2 separate regions of the Homo sapiens genome follow, and region 2 is linked to region 1. A link is an interaction called in ENCODE POLR2A ChIA-PET data of the cell type or tissue named here. Cell type or tissue: GM12878. All regions are shown on one strand. Links, peaks and the distances in the headings refer to the core of each region. The heading gives the core; the rest is flanking DNA. Region 1 holds the start of ESPL1 (extra spindle pole bodies like 1, separase). Region 2 overlaps SP1 (Sp1 transcription factor).

Region 1 (9,881 bases), core at 1,364-9,363:
TTTTTTTTTAGACAGAATCTCACTCTACTCACTCTGTCACTCAGGCGGAGTGCAGTGGTGTATTCTCGGCTCACTGCAACCTCTGCCTCCCGGGATGAAGAAATTCTTGTGCCTCGGCCTCCCAAGTAGCTGGGATTACAGGCATAAGCTACTACACCCAGTTCATTTTTGTATTTTTAGTAGAGATAGGGTTTTGCCATGATGGCCAGGCTGGTCTTGAACTCCTGGCTTCCAGTGATCCGCCTGCCTTAGCCTCCCAAAGTCCTGAGATTACAGGTGCGAGCCACTACACCTGGCCAGTCTTTTTTCTTTTTTCTTTTTTTTTAACAAAAATTGGATCATACCGTTCATATTTTTCTGCAACTTGTTTTTTATATATCTTATTTTTCTTTCCTTAAAAGTCCACAGGAAGACTGTAACAGTCATTCATGCATCTCTGACATCTTTATATGATGATATGCTTGATATAGGACATGCTTTTTTATTTTATTGTTATTTTATTATACTTTAAGTTCTGGGATACACGTGCAGAACGTGCAGGTTTGTTACATAGGTATACACGTAACATGGTGGTTTGCTGCACCCATCAACCCGTCATTTACATTAAGTATTTCTCCTAATGCTATCCCTCCCCTAGCCACCCATCCCTCAACAGGACCCCGTGTGTGATGCTCTTCTCCCTGTGTCCATGTGTTCATTGTTCAACTCCCACTATGAGTGAGAACATGCGGTGTTTGGTTTTCTGTTCTTGTGTTAGTTTACTAAGAATGATCGTTTCCAGCTTCATCCATGTCCCTGCAAAGGACGTGAACTCATCGTTTCGTATGGCTGCATAGTAGTCCATGGTGTATATTTGCTATTATTTATTTATTTATTTACTTATTCATTTATTTTTGAGATGGAGTCTCGCTCTGTCGCCCAGGCTGGAGTGCAGTGGCACGATGGCCCTTGGCTCACTGCAAGCTCCGCCTCCCAGGTTCACGCCATTCTCCTGCCTCAGCCTCCCAAGTAGCTGGGACCACAGGCGCCCGCCACCACGCCCGGCTAATTTTTTGTATTTTTAGTAGAGATGGGATTTCACCGTGTTAGCCTAGATGGTCTCAATCTCCTGACCTCGTGATCCACCCACCTTGGCCTCCCAAAGTGCTGGGATTACAGGCGTGAGCCACCGCGCCTGGCCAATTTTTTTTTTTTTTTTGAGATGGAGTCTCGCTCTTGTCACACAGGCTAGAGTGCAATGGCACAATCGCAACTCACTGCAACCTCCACCTCTGGGTTCAAGCGATTCTCCTGCCTCAACCTCCCAAGTAGCTGGGATTACAGGTGCCCACCACCATGCCTGGCTAATTTTTTTTTTTTTGAGACAGGGTCTCACTCCAGGCTGGAGTACAATGGCATGATCTCGGCTCACTGCAACCTCTGCCTCCCGGGTTCAAGCGATTCTCCTGCCTCAGCCTCCGAAGTAGCTGGGATTATAGGTGCCCACCACTATACCCGGCTAATTTTTTTGTATTTTTATTAGAGATGGGGTTTCACCATGTTAGTCAGGCAGGTCTCGAACTCCTGACCTCAGGTGATCCGCCCGCCTCGGCCTCCCAAAGTGCTGGGATTACAGGCGTGAGCCACCGCGCTTGGCCTCATGCTTTATTTTTTTTGAGCTGGGTTCCTGCTATGTTGGCCAGCCTGGAGTGCAGTGGCTATTCTCAAGTGAAATCATAGCTCACTACATCCTTGAAGTCCTGGGCTCAAGCAATCCTCCTGCCTCAGCCTCCTCCCAGCCTCAGCCTCCTGAGTAGCTGGGATGTTAGGCATGCACCATCACATCCAGCTATTATTTATTTATTTATTTATTTTTGGTAGAGACAGGGTCCCACTATGTTGCCCAGGCTGGTCTCAAACTCCTGGGCTCAAGGGATCCTCTCACCTCGGCCTCCCAAAGCGTTGGGATTATAGGTGTAAGCCACTATTCCTGGCCAAAACATGTTTTTTTTTTGTTTTTTTTTTTTTAAGACAGAGTGTCGCTCTATCGCCCAGGCTGGAGTGCAGTGGCGCGATCTCAGTTCACTGCAAACTCTGCCTCCCAGGTTCACGCCATTCTCCTGCCTCAGCCTCCCGAGTAGCTGGGACTACAGGCGCCCACCACTGCGCCCGGCTAATTTTTTTGTATTTTTAGTAGAGACGGGGTTTCACTGTGTTAGCCAGGATGGTCTCAATCTTCTGACCTCGTGATCCACCCGCCTCAGTCTCCCAAAGTGCTGGGATTACAGACCTGAGTCACCGCGCCACACGTTTTTTAATGACTGCCATCATCGTTAGGGTCTTCAAGGCTATCTGAGGCCTTCTTCTATTTGAGGCTAAAAGAACTCCTGGAGGTAGTGAGGCTTGATGTTACTGTCCCCATTTCACTGAGAAGGAACAAATTAGAACTGGCACTAGAACCTGGCTCCTCTGTCCTGTCTCATTTTCAAAGCTCTTTCCATCATCCTGTGCTGCCTCTATAAGTTTGTGATTCACATGAGGAAATAATGTGACTCAAGTTCGTATTAGTCAGCATTTATTGATCTGTTGATACTTAAAGTACTTCTTGTAAGAAGTAGAAAATAAAAAAGAAAAAAGAAAACAAAAGCAAAACAAAAAACAAACAAACAAGAAATAAAAAATAATAAGCTCTCTGCCCTTGAGGAGTTTAGAATTAAGTAGGTATGATAGGCTGGGCATGGCCAGGCACGGTGGCTCATGCTTGTAATCCCGGCATTTTGGGAGGCTGAGGCAGGTGGATCACTTGAGGTCAGGAGTTTGAGACCAGCCTGGCCAACATGGTGAAACTCCGTCCCTACTAAAAATACAAAACATTAGCTGGGCATGGTGATGGGTGCCTGTAATCCCAGCTACTTGGGAGGCTGAGGCAGGAGAATCACTTGAACCCGGAGGCAGAGGTTGCAGTGAGCTGAGATCACGCCATTGCACTCTAGCCTGGGTGACAAGAGCGAAACTCCGTCTCAAAAAAAAAAAAAAAAAAAGGCTGGGCATAGTGGCTCACGCCTGTAATTGTAGCACATTGAGAGGCTAAGGCCGGAGGATCACTTGAGCTCAGGAGTTCAAGACCAACCTGGGCATCATAGTGAGACCTCGTTTCTATCTTAAAAAAAGAAGAAAAAAGTAGGTATAATAAAATACGTTGGGAAAAAGTCCTAGAATGCTTGCTAAACAATAGGTAAATGAACACTGATAGCTAAGGTGTAAGCAAGAGGAATTGAGTACTGTGATGAATAATTTTCTTTTGGGTTTTTTTTGTTTGTTTGTTTGTTTTTTGGTTTTTTTTTTTTTGAGACAGAGTCGTCTCGCTCTGTAGCCCAGGCTGGAGTGCAGTGGCGCGATCTTGGCTCACTGCAAGCTCCGCTTCCCGGGTTCACGCCGTTCTCCTAGCGCAGCCTCCCGAGTAGCTGGGACTACAGGAGCCTGCAACCACGCCCGGCTAATTTTTTGTATTTTTAGTAGAGACGGGGTTTCACCATGTTGGCCAGGATTGTCTCGATCTCCTGACCTCGTGATCCGCCCGCCTCGGTCTCTCAAAGTGCTGGGATTACAGGCGTGAGCCACCGCGCCCGGCCTTTTTTTTGGTTTTCTTTTTTGAGACAGAGTCTTGCTCTGTCACCCAGACTGCAGTACAGTGGCGGGATCTCAGCTCACTGCAACCTCCGCTTCCCGGGTTCAAGCGATCCTCCCAAGTAGCTGGGACTACAGGCCCCCGATGCCACAGCAGCTAATTTTTGTATTTTTAGTAGAGATGGGGTTTCACCATGTTGGTCAGGCTGGTTCTCAAGTGATCCACCCACCTCGGCCTCCTAAAGTGCTGGGATTATAGGCGTGAGCCACCGCGCCCGGCCTTCTTTTCTTTCTTTTTACAAAAATAATCTTCCCTGCTAGATTCTCAACTCATAAAAGAGCTCTATGATGATGGAGAAGGATGAGTTATCCAGTAGAGTTCATCAGCGACAAGCTGATAACCACTTTTGAGCTGAATTCTTTGGTGGAGGAAGGAAAGAGACAGCTGAATCTGTGTTTGGGGAAGTGGTTAGTACTTAAAAACATAAGCCATTAAAGACTGTGAAATATCCCAGGGAATGAATTTCCATAGTTCTTCCTGCTACTCACAACTCCCACCCCACCCCACTACCCTCTCTCCCCCATCGAAGAGCACCAGATCTTGTCTTTCTCATACAACCAATAGAAGGAGTAAGGCTGGAAGGCAGAGAGAGAGCTGGAGGTCGCTACGGGTACTCATTGTAGTTCCCCTAGAAAACCATCTTTAAAATAATTTCGTAGGAAGTTGGGCGTGGCGGTGCACGCCCGTAGTCAGCACTTTGGGAGGCTGAGGTGGGAGGATCACTTAAGCCCGGGAGTTTGAAGCTGCAGTGAGCTGTGATCACGCCACTGCACTCCAGCCTGTGTGTCAGAGCAAGACCCTATCAAAAAAAAAATTCGTAGAAGTCTAAGCCCTTTTTTTCTAGTAACCCAAACCGCGTGAGTTCCTAAGTTCTTTTTGTTATTTCTCTTCTCTTGAAACTTAAACTCTTGCCTGAGCTCTGAAGATAAAGGAGGAAAAGGGGTGGCATTACCGATAGCGACTAAGCGACAGGTAGCTGAGAAACTGAGCTCTGACTGGAAAAAAGGGGGAAACCCGCACCCCCAAGAGGCCCTAACGCGCAGAGCAGCAAGACCCTCCGGGGCGCCGCGGGAGCGCGCAGCGCGGCGGGTAAACTACAACTCCCAGCGTGCCGCGCGCCCGGCGTTGCGCCGCGCCCGCTGATTGGCAGCCGCGGATATTTGAAAGGAGGGTCTGGCGCGGAAAACGAAGGTTACATTTTGGATCCTCGCGGAGTACTGGTCAGGCGGTTAAGTCCTGTACCTAGGAAAGAGGGCGAGCTCTGGGGCGGTAAGGCCGGAAGGGACTCGTGAGCGTGGGTACGTGCTGAAGTGAAGGGGATCCCCAGCGCTGACGCGAGGAGAGGCGTGGGTGGCTCCTGGAGGGAGTGTCGGGAGGCCTTGGGACTGCCCCGGGCCGCTGAAGGGCTGGGCCGAGGCCTCTGGGGTAGCGCGGCGAGTGGTGTGGTAGTGCGGTCGGGGATCTGCCCGGAGGAAGGAAGAGCGGAATCGTCCTTTTATAACGGGAGCACGGCGTCCTGGCGTGGGTTTTCTCCCCGATGAAATTTCTGATGTGATTCTTTGCCTCCTTCCACGACCTTCAGCCCTCTTCCCTTCCTCCAGTTAGCTTCATTAACAATCTTCTCTAATTGGTCTCCTTTTCCCTAGCTCTCCGGTGTCATGAGGAGCTTCAAAAGAGTCAACTTTGGGACTCTGCTAAGCAGCCAGAAGGAGGCTGAAGAGTTGCTGCCCGCCTTGAAGGTGGGGGTGCTGCCTGGCTCGGGATACACCTGGCTTTCCAAACTGAGCTGTTTTGTGTTTGCCTTTTGAAGAGATGGATAAGTAGGCGACCCTCTCTGAGTAACCCTATTTCTAGTTACTTTCTCTACCTCTTTCCTGCCTTTGCTAGCCCCATTCATATCTTTCTCTACTCCTAGGAGTTCCTGTCCAACCCTCCAGCTGGTTTTCCCAGCAGCCGATCTGATGCTGAGAGGAGACAAGCTTGTGATGCCATCCTGAGGGCTTGCAACCAGCAGCTGACTGCTAAGCTAGCTTGCCCTAGGCATCTGGGGAGCCTGCTGGAGCTGGCAGAGCTGGCCTGTGATGGCTACTTAGTGTCTACCCCACAGCGTCCTCCCCTCTACCTGGAACGAATTCTCTTTGTCTTACTGCGGAATGCTGCTGCACAAGGAAGCCCAGAGGCCACACTCCGCCTTGCTCAGCCCCTCCATGCCTGCTTGGTGCAGTGCTCTCGCGAGGCTGCTCCCCAGGACTATGAGGCCGTGGCTCGGGGCAGCTTTTCTCTGCTTTGGAAGGGGGCAGAAGCCCTGTTGGAACGGCGAGCTGCATTTGCAGCTCGGCTGAAGGCCTTGAGCTTCCTAGTACTCTTGGAGGATGAAAGTACCCCTTGTGAGGTTCCTCACTTTGCTTCTCCAACAGCCTGTCGAGCGGTAGCTGCCCATCAGCTATTTGATGCCAGTGGCCATGGTCTAAATGAAGCAGATGCTGATTTCCTAGATGACCTGCTCTCCAGGCACGTGATCAGAGCCTTGGTGGGTGAGAGAGGGAGCTCTTCTGGGCTTCTTTCTCCCCAGAGGGCCCTCTGCCTCTTGGAGCTCACCTTGGAACACTGCCGTCGCTTTTGCTGGAGCCGCCACCATGACAAAGCCATCAGCGCAGTGGAGAAGGCTCACAGTTACCTAAGGAACACCAATCTAGCCCCTAGCCTTCAGCTATGTCAGCTGGGGGTTAAGCTGCTGCAGGTTGGGGAGGAAGGACCTCAGGCAGTGGCCAAGCTTCTGATCAAGGCATCAGCTGTCCTGAGCAAGAGTATGGAGGCACCATCACCCCCACTTCGGGCATTGTATGAGAGCTGCCAGTTCTTCCTTTCAGGCCTGGAACGAGGCACCAAGAGGCGCTATAGACTTGATGCCATTCTGAGCCTCTTTGCTTTTCTTGGAGGGTACTGCTCTCTTCTGCAGCAGCTGCGGGATGATGGTGTGAGTTAAGGACCTGGAGGTAGGGTGGGGACGTGGTCTGTGGACTCACTACCAGCCTAGGGTATTTGGCAAGATCTGGAGGTCCTGGCTCCCTCCTTGTTAAGCTGCTCTCTGGACAGTGCCTAGCGAGCCAGCAAACAGCCTAGTCTATCCTGAGAGGGCAGTGGCCCTTCTGGATGTCCTTCCTCGTGCTCCCTGGGCTCTGTCAGCTCTCCAGGACTCCGGGTCAGTCTTCAGCTTGGAGCCCTCTTTATCTCTACTCCTCATACCAACCTTCCGCTTCCTTCCTCAGGTGTATGGGGGCTCCTCCAAGCAACAGCAGTCTTTTCTTCAGATGTACTTTCAGGGACTTCACCTCTACACTGTGGTGGTTTATGACTTTGCCCAAGGCTGTCAGGTACTGTCTGGGAATCAAGGTACCTGGACTAGGCTCATAGGGTTTGGGGTTGCTCCACTGCCCTCAAACAGCTTTGGGGTTGCTCCACTGCCCTCAAACAGCTTTGGGGTTGCTTGGCTTTGGGTGTGGAGTGCGGTGGAGGTCATCTTGGACCCAGCATGACTCCTCACTCTCAAACCCTTCTTGTCCCTTCAGATAGTTGATTTGGCTGACCTGACCCAACTAGTGGACAGTTGTAAATCTACCGTTGTCTGGATGCTGGAGGCCTTAGAGGGCCTGTCGGGCCAAGAGCTGACGGACCACATGGGGATGACCGGTTAGTGCCCTGGGTCCCAGGCACAGAGTTTGTGGGAGGGTCATCACCCATTAGGCAGGTGAATAGTACTTGCTGCGTGGTTCTGACCACTGTGAGGGTTCCTTATGGTTCAAGGAGGCAGTGAGAGAAATGTTTATAAGTACCAGCTACTCTGTGTTTAACACCAGTAGAGAAGTGATGAAGCTAACTTACAACAGCAGACACTATTTCCTCGACTGGAATCTAACTTGGCATTAACAGTTGCACCTAATATGCAACCTTATGACCTTTCAACATATTTTTTTATTTCTATATTTTTTAATGTTTTTTTTTCCTTTTCTTCACTTATCAGAATCCAGAAATCATTACAAATGACCTTTCTGTATATTTAAGTGTTTTTTTTTTTTTTTTTTTGAGACAAGGTCTTGCTCTGTCACCTAGGCTGGAGTGCACTGGCACAATCACGGCTCAACACAGTCTCAACCTCCCAGGCTCAAGCGATCCTCCCACCTCAGCCCCGCAACGAGCTCACCTTGCAGGTTCAAGCGACTCTCCTGCCTCAGCCTCCCAAGTAGCTGGGACTGCAGGCGCGCACCACTATGCCTGGCTAATTTTTGTATTTTTTGTAGAGATGATGTCTGGCCATATTGTCCAGGCTGGTCTTGAACTCCTGGACTCGAGTGATCTGCCCACCTTGGCTTCCCTGAAACCCTGTCTCTACTAAAAATAGAAAACTAGCCAGGCAAGGTGGTGCATGCCTGTAATCCCAGCTACTTGGTAGGCTGAGGCAGGAGAGTCGCTTGAACCTGCAAGGTGGAGGTTGCAGTGAGCCAAGATTGCACCACTGCACTCCAGCCTGGGCAAGAGGGCACTCCAGCCTGGGCAACAAGAGCGAAACTCCATCTCAAAAAAAAAGGAGAATTCTTCCCACAGAGTACTGAAGACTGACTTTATTTTCTCCCAGTCATCTATGTTGATGGCCAAGAAGCTGCATAAATAAGTTATTATCATTTATTCAGCAAATATTTGTTGCCGGGCGCAGTGGCTCACGCCTGTAATCCCAGCACTTTGGGAGGCCGAGGCGGGCGGATAACGAGGTCAGGAGATCGAGACCATCCTGGCTAACAGTGAAACCCCGTCTCTACTAAAAATACAAAAAATTAGCCGGGCGTGGTGGCAGGCGCCTGTACTCCCAGCTACTCAGGAGGCTGAGGCAGGAGAATGGTGTGAACCCGGGAGGTGGAGCTTGCAGTGAGCCAAGATCGTGCCACTGCTCTCCAGTCTGAGCGACAGAGCAAGACTCTGTCTCAAAAAAAAAAAAAAAAAATTTGTTGAGTACTCACTGTGTGCAACGCACTATTTGGAGTACTTGGATGTGTCGGTAAGCAAAACAAAGTTTCCTTCCCTCATGGAGCCACGTTCTAGTTTGGGGGGAAAAGATAAACAGATTCAGTAAATAAGTGAATTATCAACATATTAGAACGTGATAAGAAATGTGGGGGAAAGGAAAAGTAGAGCAGGATAAGAAAGGGAATTGGGAGTCTAAGGTGCATGACGGGGGGCAAGTTACCACCTTAAATCAGGTGGTCAGGGTAGACCTCATTGAGAGGGTGACATGAGCAAAGGCTTGGAGGATGTGAGGGAGTCAGCCATGTGGGTTCCTGGAAAAGAACATCCCTGGCAGAAGAAACAGCCAGTGCTGAGGCAGGAGGGGGTCTCGTTTGTAAAATGAGTGCAGATGGGCTGAGTGGTGTGAAGGGCATGGGCCTATTTGGGGCAGGAAGGGGAGAGCCGCCCCTTCCCCATTCCTAGCAGTAGGGGTTCCTGTCTGATCTGGAAGCTGCTGAACTGACCACAGATCCAGCTGATCTCTGCTGCCTCTCCAGGAGGAGAGGGTGGTGGGAGCCTTTCCTATGGTCAATTGTGCCTTTTCTCCCCTGCAGCTTCTTACACCAGTAATTTGGCCTACAGCTTCTATAGTCACAAGCTCTATGCCGAGGCCTGTGCCATCTCTGAGCCGCTCTGTCAGCACCTGGGTTTGGTGAAGCCAGGCACTTATCCCGAGGTGCCTCCTGAGAAGGTACAAGGGAATGAGAGATGCAGGAAAGGAGCTTATGTGGTTGGGGAGCGGGGGGAGCGGGGAAGGGCCTCACCAGCACCCTGCCTTGGAGTGGGAGGTTAATAGCAGCATGTTGACACCAGTATCTGGAGCAGTGTTTCCCAAACCTCACTGTACTGTTACTTACTGTTGACTCATTTTTTTTTTTTTTTTTTTTTGAGACGAGTCTCGCTCTGTCGCCCAGGCTGGAGTGCAGTGGCACAATCTTGGCTCACTGCAACCTTTGCCTCAGCAAAGGTTCAAGCAATTCTCCTGCCTCAGCCTCCCAAGTAGCTGGGATTACAGGTGCCCACCACCACGCCCAGCTAATTTTTGTATTTTTTGTAGAGACGGGGTTTCACCATTTTGGTTGGCCAGGCTGGTCTCAAACTCCAGACCTCAGGTGATCCGCCTGCCTCAGCCTCCCAAAGTGCTGGGATTACAGGT
Region 2 (9,881 bases), core at 1,368-9,367, 120 kb after region 1:
TGTTTATTTGTTGTATACTGCCCCCTAGGCTGGCAGCTGGGTGTCACTAACTCCTTTCCTCTCCCTTATTTTCGGCCAGGAGTCCCAGCCATCCCCTTTGGCTCTGCTGGCAGCAACTTGCAGCAGAATTGAGTCACCCAATGAGAACAGCAACAACTCCCAGGGCCCGAGTCAGTCAGGGGGAACAGGTGAGCTTGACCTCACAGCCACACAACTTTCACAGGGTGCCAATGGCTGGCAGATCATCTCTTCCTCCTCTGGGGCTACCCCTACCTCAAAGGAACAGAGTGGCAGCAGTACCAATGGCAGCAATGGCAGTGAGTCTTCCAAGAATCGCACAGTCTCTGGTGGGCAGTATGTTGTGGCTGCCGCTCCCAACTTACAGAACCAGCAAGTTCTGACAGGACTACCTGGAGTGATGCCTAATATTCAGTATCAAGTAATCCCACAGTTCCAGACCGTTGATGGGCAACAGCTGCAGTTTGCTGCCACTGGGGCCCAAGTGCAGCAGGATGGTTCTGGTCAAATACAGATCATACCAGGTGCAAACCAACAGATTATCACAAATCGAGGAAGTGGAGGCAACATCATTGCTGCTATGCCAAACCTACTCCAGCAGGCTGTCCCCCTCCAAGGCCTGGCTAATAATGTACTCTCAGGACAGACTCAGTATGTGACCAATGTACCAGTGGCCCTGAATGGGAACATCACCTTGCTACCTGTCAACAGCGTTTCTGCAGCTACCTTGACTCCCAGCTCTCAGGCAGTCACGATCAGCAGCTCTGGGTCCCAGGAGAGTGGCTCACAGCCTGTCACCTCAGGGACTACCATCAGTTCTGCCAGCTTGGTATCATCACAAGCCAGTTCCAGCTCCTTTTTCACCAATGCCAATAGCTACTCAACTACTACTACCACCAGCAACATGGGAATTATGAACTTTACTACCAGTGGATCATCAGGGACCAACTCTCAAGGCCAGACACCCCAGAGGGTCAGTGGGCTACAGGGGTCTGATGCTCTGAACATCCAGCAAAACCAGACATCTGGAGGCTCATTGCAAGCAGGCCAGCAAAAAGAAGGAGAGCAAAACCAGCAGACACAGCAGCAACAAATTCTTATCCAGCCTCAGCTAGTTCAAGGGGGACAGGCCCTCCAGGCCCTCCAAGCAGCACCATTGTCAGGGCAGACCTTTACAACTCAAGCCATCTCCCAGGAAACCCTCCAGAACCTCCAGCTTCAGGCTGTTCCAAACTCTGGTCCCATCATCATCCGGACACCAACAGTGGGGCCCAATGGACAGGTCAGTTGGCAGACTCTACAGCTGCAGAACCTCCAAGTTCAGAACCCACAAGCCCAAACAATCACCTTAGCCCCAATGCAGGGTGTTTCCTTGGGGCAGACCAGCAGCAGCAACACCACTCTCACACCCATTGCCTCAGCTGCTTCCATTCCTGCTGGCACAGTCACTGTGAATGCTGCTCAACTCTCCTCCATGCCAGGCCTCCAGACCATTAACCTCAGTGCATTGGGTACTTCAGGAATCCAGGTGCACCCAATTCAAGGCCTGCCGTTGGCTATAGCAAATGCCCCAGGTAAGATTTCCAATCTTGTGCATTTATTGGGAACCAACTCTAGCATCGTAGCTGAAACTTGAGTCTAAAGAAAGGAATAGAGCCTTTTGAGATAACACTTTCTTGAGGGTTAGTCATTTAGGCAAATAAATTTGAGAAATAGAGATTCTGTTTAAGTAATTTGGAACTGAAGTAAAGGAAACTTCTCCAGTTAGTTTGAGGAAGGAGCACTTCTGGGCAATATTCTGGAGTCTGTAATACTCAGTGTTTTTGGTGCTGCAGAATAATGGTTGACAAGCTTTCTGTAAAGGGCCAGATAGTAACGTAAATATTTTAGACATTGTGGGCCTCATGTGGTCACATTTTCTTTTCTTTTTTTTTTTTTTGAGACAGAGTCTTGCTCTGTCATCCAGGCTGGAGTGCAGTGGCGCGATCTCGGCTCACTGCAAGCTCCGCCTCCCAGGTTCACGCCATTCTCCTGCCTCAGCCTCCCGAGTGGCTGGGACTACAGGTGCCTGCCACCACGCCCGGGTAATTTTTTGTATTTTTAGTAGAGACGGGGTTTCACCATGTGAGCTAGGATGGTCTCGATCTCCTGACCTCGTGATCCGCCCGCCTCGGCCTCCCAAAGTGCTGGGATTACAGGCGTGAGCCACCGCGCCCGGCTTTCTTTTCTTTTTTTTCTTTTTTCTTTTTTTTTTGAGATGGAGTCTTACTCTGTTACCCAGGCTGGAGTGCAGTGGCGTGATCTCGGCTCACTGCAACCTCTGCCTCCCGGGTTCAAGCGATTCTCTTGCCTGGGCTTCTTGAGTAGCTGGGATTGCAGGCGAGCACCACCACGCCCAGCTAATCTTTGTATTTTTAGTAGAGACAAGGTTTTGCTATGTTGGCCAGGCTGGTCTCGAACTCCTGACCTCATGTGAATCCACCTGCCTCGGCCTCCCAAAGTGCTGGGATTATAGGTGTGAGCCACTGCACCCAGCCACATTTTCTGTTTTGTATGTTTTTTTTCCACACCCCTTTAAAAATGTAAAACCATTCTTAGCTCTAAGGCCTTCTTTGGCCTGTAGGCCAACTCCTCCATAGGATAAAAATTGATTATGGGCCGGGTGTGGTGGCTCACGCCTGTAATGCAGGCACTGAGAAGACGAGGCAGGTGGATGGGTTGAGTTCAGGAGTTCAAGACCGGCTGGGGCAACATGGCGAAACCCTGTCTTCGACAAAAATACAAAAATTGGCCGGGTGTGGTGGTACATGCCTATGGGCCCAGCTACTCGGGAGGCTAAGGCATGAGAATTGCTTGAATCTGGGAGGCAGAGGTTGCAGTGAGCCAAGATTGCACCACTGCACTCCAGCCTGGGCAACAGAGTGAGACTCTGAAAAAAAAAAAAAATACAAAAATTAGTCGGGTGGCTGGGCACGGTGGCTCACGCCTGTAATCCCAGCACTTTGGGAGGCTGAGGTGGGTGGGTCACCTGAGGTCAGGAGTTCAAGACCAGCGTGGCCAGCATGGCGAAACCCCTTCTCTACTAAAAATAAAAAAATTAGCCAGGCATGGTGATGCGCGCCTGTAGTCCCAGCTACTCAGGAGGCTGAGGCCAAGAATTGCTTGAACCTGGGAGGCAGAGGCTGCAGTGAGCCGAGATCACATCACTGCACTCCAGCCTGGTTGACAGAGCAAGACCCTGTCTCAAAAAATAAAAATAAAAGGCGGCCGGGCGCGGTGGCTCACGCCTGTAATTCCAGCACTTTGGGAGGCCGAGGCGGGTGGATCACAAGGTCAAGAGATCGAGACCATCCTGGCTAACACTGTGAAACCCTGTCTCTACTAAAAATACAAAAAATTAGCTGGGCATGGTGGCGCGCACCTGTAGTCCCAGCGACTCAGGAGCCTGAGGCAGGAGAATCACTTGAACCAGGGAGGCGGAGGTTGCAATGAGCCGAGATCGCGCCACTGCACTCCAGCCTGGGTGACAGAGCGAGACTCCGTCTCAAAAAAAAAAAAAATAAATAAAAATAAATTTGATTATGGGCTGGGCGCGGTGGCTCACGCCTATAATCCCAGCACTTTGGGAGGCCGAGGTGAACAGATCATGAGGTCAGGAGTTCAAGACCAGCCTGACCAATATGGTGAAACCCCGTCTCTACTAAAAATACAAAAATTAGCCGGGCGTGGTGGTACAAGCCTGTAGTCCCAGCTACTTGGGAGGCTGAGGCAGGAGAATCGCTTGAACCTGGGAGGCAGAGCTTGGAGCGAGCCAAGATCGTGCCACTGCACTCCAGCCTGGGTGACAGAGTGAGACTCCGTCTCAAAAAAAAAAAAAAAATTGATTATGAATTTTACCTGTTTGTAGAACACAGATTAAATCATCAGATATTTCTTGTGAACTGTAACTCCTAATTGAAGGGAAAATGATCTAACGGGTTGCTTTTCAACGAAGTAAGTTCCCTGGTTAGTATTAACCAGAATATCCCACACTCTGAGTGTGCTGGTTAATCAGGATTGAATTTTTTTTTAACTCCTAGTTATCTGAAAAACAAAATCCCATAGCTTCCCTTCACACTAACATATGAGCATCCTAGGTGATTCTGATACTTCTAGGTAGCAGTCTAACTTCCTAGACTGCTTTGAAAGTACTGTGTGTGGTTAGGAAGGGAGAAGGAAAGGGAGTGGGGTAAGTTGGGGTCTGGAATGGAGTGGGGGATGTAGGATTGAGAAGAGTTAGGAATGAGGAGAGCATTGAAGGGAAAAACAGTCTGGGAAGAATATTGAATCTGTTGACCATAATGTTCAGGGTCTTTCATTTTGAACTAAATGTTTCACTATTAATTTGAAATTTAAAACAGTAAACAGATGTAAGTCTATGTAGACTGTATCTTTTTTTTTTTTTTTTTTTCATTTTTGAGACTGAGTCTTGCTCTGTTGCCCAGGCTGTAGTGAGTGGAGTGGTGCAATCTCCGCTCACTGCAACCTCCCCTTCCTGAGTTCCAGTGATTCTCCTGCCTCAGCCTCCCAGGTAGCTGGGATTACAGGCGTGTGCCACCATGCCCGCCTAATTGTTTGTTTAATGGAGACGGGGTTTCACTGTGTTGACCAGGCTGGTCTCGAACTCCTGACCTCAAGTGATCTGCCTGCCTTGGCCTCCCAAACTGCTGGGATTACAGGTGTGAGCCACTATGCCCGGCCTGACTTTATCATTTTAAATTCCATTGTATGGAGCTAATCTTTAATAAAGCACAATAAAAGGATACACATACATCTTTATATGCTGGCACAATTATACAAATACGGAAAATAGTTTAATATCACCAAATAATATCACCCAACTTCTAGGTTTGTTTTTTTTTTTTTTTTCGTTTTCTTTTTTGGGACTGACTCTAGCTTGTCTCCCAGGCTGGAGTGCAGTGGTGCGATCTTGGCTCACTGCAACCTCTGCCTTCCGGGTTCAAGCAATTCTTCTGCCTCAGCCTCCCGAGTAGCTGGGATTACAGGCACGTCCCACCATGCCCATTAATTTTTTGTATTTTTTTAGTAGCGATTGGATTTCACTGTGCTGGTCAGGCTGGTCTCGAACTCCTGACCTCGTGATCCGCCCGCCTTGGCCTCCCAAAGTGCTGGGATTACAGGCGTGAGCCACTGCGCCTGGCCACTTCTAGTTCTTTTGGCATATATATGTGGGTTTATAAATTGTTTACTTTTGTTACCAAGTTCTCATTCCATTTAACTGATTCTTACATAAGTGAGGGTAGCAAATAGGCAACCATATTTCCTGCCTCCTGCAGTTTTGGTAAATCTAGGGGGAAAGTCTGCTTAAGTTCCCTGATTTCTTACATTCCTGTGGTGTGTTTAGAAATACTACATGTTGAGCTTTAACAAGACAGTAATTTTCTTAGTTAATTGAAATCTTAGAATTGAAAGTTAGAGCTGGAAGGGACTGAAGTTATTTAGTACAACTGCCTTATTTTCTAGATGAGGAAATTGAGGTACAGAGAATCACTTAATGAGACAACAGCCAGAGCTGAGGCTAGTTTTACTAGTCTAGGGTGCAACCTGTTTTAACTAGGGACTTGAACAATTCTTTAGATTGTTAAAAATGTATTCGAGCCAGCCTGGTGGCTCACGCCTGTAATCCCAGCACTTTGGGAGACTGAGACAGGCGGATCATGAGGTCAGGAGATCAAGACCATCCTGGCTAACATGGTGAAACCGCATCTCTACTAAAAATACAAAAAAATTAGCTGGGCGTGGTGGTGGGTGCCTGTAATCTCAGCTACTAGGGAGGCTGAGGCAGGAGAATGATGTGAACCTGGGAGGCAGAGCGTGCAGTGAGCTGAGATTGTGCCACTGCACTCCAGCCTGGGTGACAGAGCGAGACTCCGTCTCAAAAAAAAAAAATGTATTCGAAAAGGTGTTTTTGATTTAAGATTTAATGCTCTAAAACTGACAGATGTTTATAAAACATTTATAAAAATGTTTTATAAACTAAACATTTATGGGAATAGAAATGGGAAAAGTTTTATAAAAACTGACCTCTACAACGTAGAAAATTAGACACTTCTGGGCAACCTACACCATCATGTTTATTTTCTATTTGCTCTTAGATTGAAGTGCCCGGTTTTGCTCTTCTTCAGAGCAAACTGTGGGATTATTCCTGTTAATAATTTGGATCCTTGCAATTTCTAAAAGGCTTATAACTTAGGGTTTAGAGAACAGTTATGAGGCATTCTCATTGCTAAATCATGCTCTGGGGAAGTCTGCCATTTAATATGTCATAGACTAGGGCTACCTAGTTGTTACTGATGGTGTTTGAGCTGAAGAAAATGCGTGTGTGTTTCTGTAAGGTAAGAGGAGCTTGACATTCACTAAGGAGATAATGAGGCATTGACAGGCTGTTTTGTAAGAGTTGAGATTGTTTGCTTCATTAATAGGGGTTTTTGAAGATCCAAGTTTTCTCCTTTCTGGCTAGTAATAATTGTGTAGTATTTCCCCTTTAATTGATATGACTTCATCCTTAAAGAAAGATAATAAAATCACTTCCTAGAGGCTTACTCCTTTTTCAGCTTTTGCCTTCCTGCTGGCAAAAGTATCTTGTTTTGGCCAGGCGTAGTGGCTCATGCCTGTAATCCCAGCACTTTGGGAGGCCAAGGCAGGCAGATCTCTTGAGCTCAGGAGTTCAAGACCAGCCTGGGCAACATAGGGATCCCCCATCTCTACAAAAAATATGAAAATTACCTGAGCATGGTAGCACACGCCTATAGTCCCAGCTACTTGGGAGGCTGAGGTGGGAGGATTGCCTGAGCCCGGGAGGTTGAGGACGCAGTGAGCCATGATCACGCCACAGCACTCCAGCCTGGGCAGTAGGGTGAGTCCCTGTCAAAAAAAAAAAGTATCTAATTTTACCCCCTTCTCTGATAGTTATTTTACTGTAAAATTTAACCTTTTTGCAGTATGTTCAACTTCTTGGTACGATGTAGAAAGAACATTGGATGTGAAATGTTGTATGATACATGTATATATCACTGTACAAAATGAGATATATTACATGATTGTGGAAGATTGCAGCTTCCATGGTGTTCACTTAGTCTGTTTACATTCATTATTTTTTAAAATGATCTTTTTTTTTTTTTTTTTTTTGGGAGACGGAGTTTCATTCTTGTTGCCCAGGGTGGAGTCCAATGGTGTGGTCTCGGCTCACTGCAACCTTTGCCTCCTGGGTTCAAGCAATTCTCCTGCCTCAGCCTCCCGAGTAATGCCCACCACCACGCCTGGCTAATTTTTGTATTTTTAATCGAGATTGAGTTTCACCATGTTGGCCAGGCTGGTCTTGAACTCCTGACCTCAGGTGATCTGCCTGCCTCGGCCTCCCAAAGTGCTGGGATTATAGGCATGAGCCACTGTGCCCAGCCGCTAATTTTTGCATTTTTAGTAGAGACTGGGTTTCACCATGTTGGCCAGGATGGTCTCGATCTCCTGGCCTCCCAAAATGCTGGGATTACAGGCGTGATGTTTCTTTTTTTTTAAATTGACACCCCTCCCTCTTTTATCAACAGCTTTTCCTTTCATTTTGTAGTCATATTTTCCCAGATCTTTATTTTATTTTATTTTACTTTTCATTTAAAGCCTCAGATGTTTTTCTTAGCCGCTGCTGAATCCTGAAACTCTTGCCGCAGGTTGACGGGGAGTTGGCTTTTAAAGATTTAAGTTTGGATGACTTCTTGTGAGTTCTGTCTAATAAAGAGTGCAGGGCTGGGCTTTGGCAGGAGAATAGAACATATTTCCTTGATGGGTATAATTCATTCACAAACCAAATTTCAGGTACTAAAAATAACAATTTCACATCTGCTGGGTTTTATTGGGGTCAGGAAAATGTCTTCTCTTAGAAGTTAAGTTGAATGTGATACCAGGGTTGGTTTGCCAAGGGTGTCACTAAACTTGGAGTCAGATTGCTGAGAGCTAATTTGTTAAAAAGTTGTGTTTTAGAGCAGTACATTTGGACATTAATGAAAAGTAGGTTTAGATGATTTAAATGTCTTACCAGTTATCATTTTTGTGCAAAAGGTCATATGAAAGAATTTTCTATTTTAAGATTATATTTTATCAAATATAATGTTGAATGTTTCTGCGTCTTTTGTCTTTCCCTAGTATTATACTTGTTTCTCTTTTTAATTTAAAAAATTTATTTTCTAGAGATATCAGCACAGAAAGATATACTTGTTTCTTAGGGTGTTTGGTGCTTTTTAAATGGTTATTTCAGTTTAAGTAGGAAAGATCTCATTTAAAATCTAAGTGCTTTGAGGGGGCTGGGTGCAGTGGCTCATGCCTGTAATCCCAGCACTTTGGGAGGCCAAGGCGGGTGGACTGCCTGAGCTCAGGAGTTCGTGACCAGCCTGGACAACATGGTGAAACCCCGTCTCTACTAAAATACAAAAAATCAGCCGGGCATGGCGGCGCGCACCTGTAGTCCCAGCTAGTCAGGAGGATGAGGCAGGAGAATTGCTTGAACCCTGGAGGCAGAGGTTGCAGTGAGCCGGGATCGCACCACTGCACTCCAGCCTGGGCAACAGAGCTAGATTCCGTCTCAAAAAAAAAAAATCTAAGTGCTTTGATTTGAAAATCAGTGGGATATGAGAAGACAGTCTTCAGACCTTTTCCATTGCTCCTATTTATTCATTCCAGTGGCTTTCTCTTTATAAATGACGTCATTGTTAAATCACGTTGCCTTGTGTAATGGGGCCATTTTAGTTCTTAATTAAATAACAAGAGTGCCTTCTGTTTCAGAAACGTTTAGTATCTGTTCTATCTCCCTTTCCCTTTGTTTCATTTTGTAAAGTAGCATGTAAACGTGCAACTAATAATTCTGCTCATGACTTGCTTTTTTTTACCCTCTTTGAAAATGTTTTAAAATGTAAGATGAACATCTGTAGGAAAGTTATTATATCATGCTTTTTAAGTTACTTTTTGGGTGTCTGTCAACTTTAGTAGATAATAATTAGTTGAGTTTTTTCATTTTACTATTTAATAGAAAAGCAAGCACATTATTTTTCATATTTCTTACAGAAAGTGTTACAATAGTATTATTATCCTTTTCTTTAACATTTAGCAGTATGCAGGGCCTGGTATGCTAAAGGATTACTTTAAAATATATTTGCCCACACTGTGATATGACTATATTGTTAATACTGTGTTAGACTTTAAGAATTATTTCCCTTAGAAGACTGAGAACTTTTTTTTTTTAAGTAATGTCTTTTTTTTTTTTTTTTTTTTTGAGACGGAGTCTCGCTCTGTTGCCAGGCTGGAGTGCAGTCTCCACCTCCTGGGTTCAAGCGATTCTCCTCCTTCAGCCTCCCGAGTAGCTGGGACTACAGGCGTGTGCCACCAGGCCTAGCTAATTTTTGTATTTTTAGTAGAGACGGGGTTTCCCCATGTTGGCAAGGATGGTATCCATCTCTTGACCTTGGTTTCCACCCGCCTCGGCCTCCCAAAGTGCTGGGATTACAGGTGTGAGCCACTGCGCCCAGCCTTTTTTTAAGTAATTTCAACTTTTATTTTGTTTGTTATATGATCTTGAGATTTGGGATACAAATGATCTTGTTACCCGGGTCCGGTCATGAGCATAGCAACCCAACAGTTTTTCCAACATTACCCCCGACCCTCCCCTATCTAGTAGTCCCCGGTGTCTATTGTTGCCATCTGTATGTCCATGAATACTCAATGTTTAGCTCCCACTTACAAGTGAGAACATGCAGTATTTTGTTTTCTGTTCCAGCGTTTATTCACTTACGATAATGGCTTCCAGCTGCATCCAGACA

What was found. Peaks named below come from ENCODE experiments on the same cell type or tissue, not always from the same donor. Only the 100,000 strongest peaks of a DNase experiment are listed, where the experiment ranks them.
Region 2: POLR2A ChIA-PET joins it to region 1 with 10 read pairs; 9 of 35 experiments call an interaction of 5 or more read pairs at or near these places.

The regions. Positions count from the first base shown.
Region 1 is chr12:53,263,442-53,273,322 of GRCh38, forward strand. ESPL1 (extra spindle pole bodies like 1, separase) reads left to right here and starts at 4,858. Exons shown (of 31, transcript NM_012291.5): 1 at 4,858-4,936; 2 at 5,314-5,406; 3 at 5,583-6,644; 4 at 6,937-7,041; 5 at 7,237-7,357; 6 at 9,280-9,416. The coding sequence starts at 5,326. RefSeq lists enhancers at 4,795-5,164, 5,225-5,304. In GM12878, for the core only: a CTCF peak has its summit at 4,703; a DNase peak (open chromatin) is centred at 4,860; H3K4me3 peaks cover 3,196 bases; H3K27ac peaks cover 2,001 bases.
Region 2 is chr12:53,382,031-53,391,911 of GRCh38, forward strand. SP1 (Sp1 transcription factor) reads left to right here. Exons shown (of 6, transcript NM_138473.3): 3 at 80-1,592. Among named protein-coding and RNA genes, the nearest start is that of SP1, 6.8 kb to the left of the region's middle. RefSeq lists an enhancer at 91-340. In GM12878, for the core only: no CTCF peak of the experiment used is centred there; no DNase peak of the experiment used is centred there; H3K4me3 peaks cover 4,924 bases.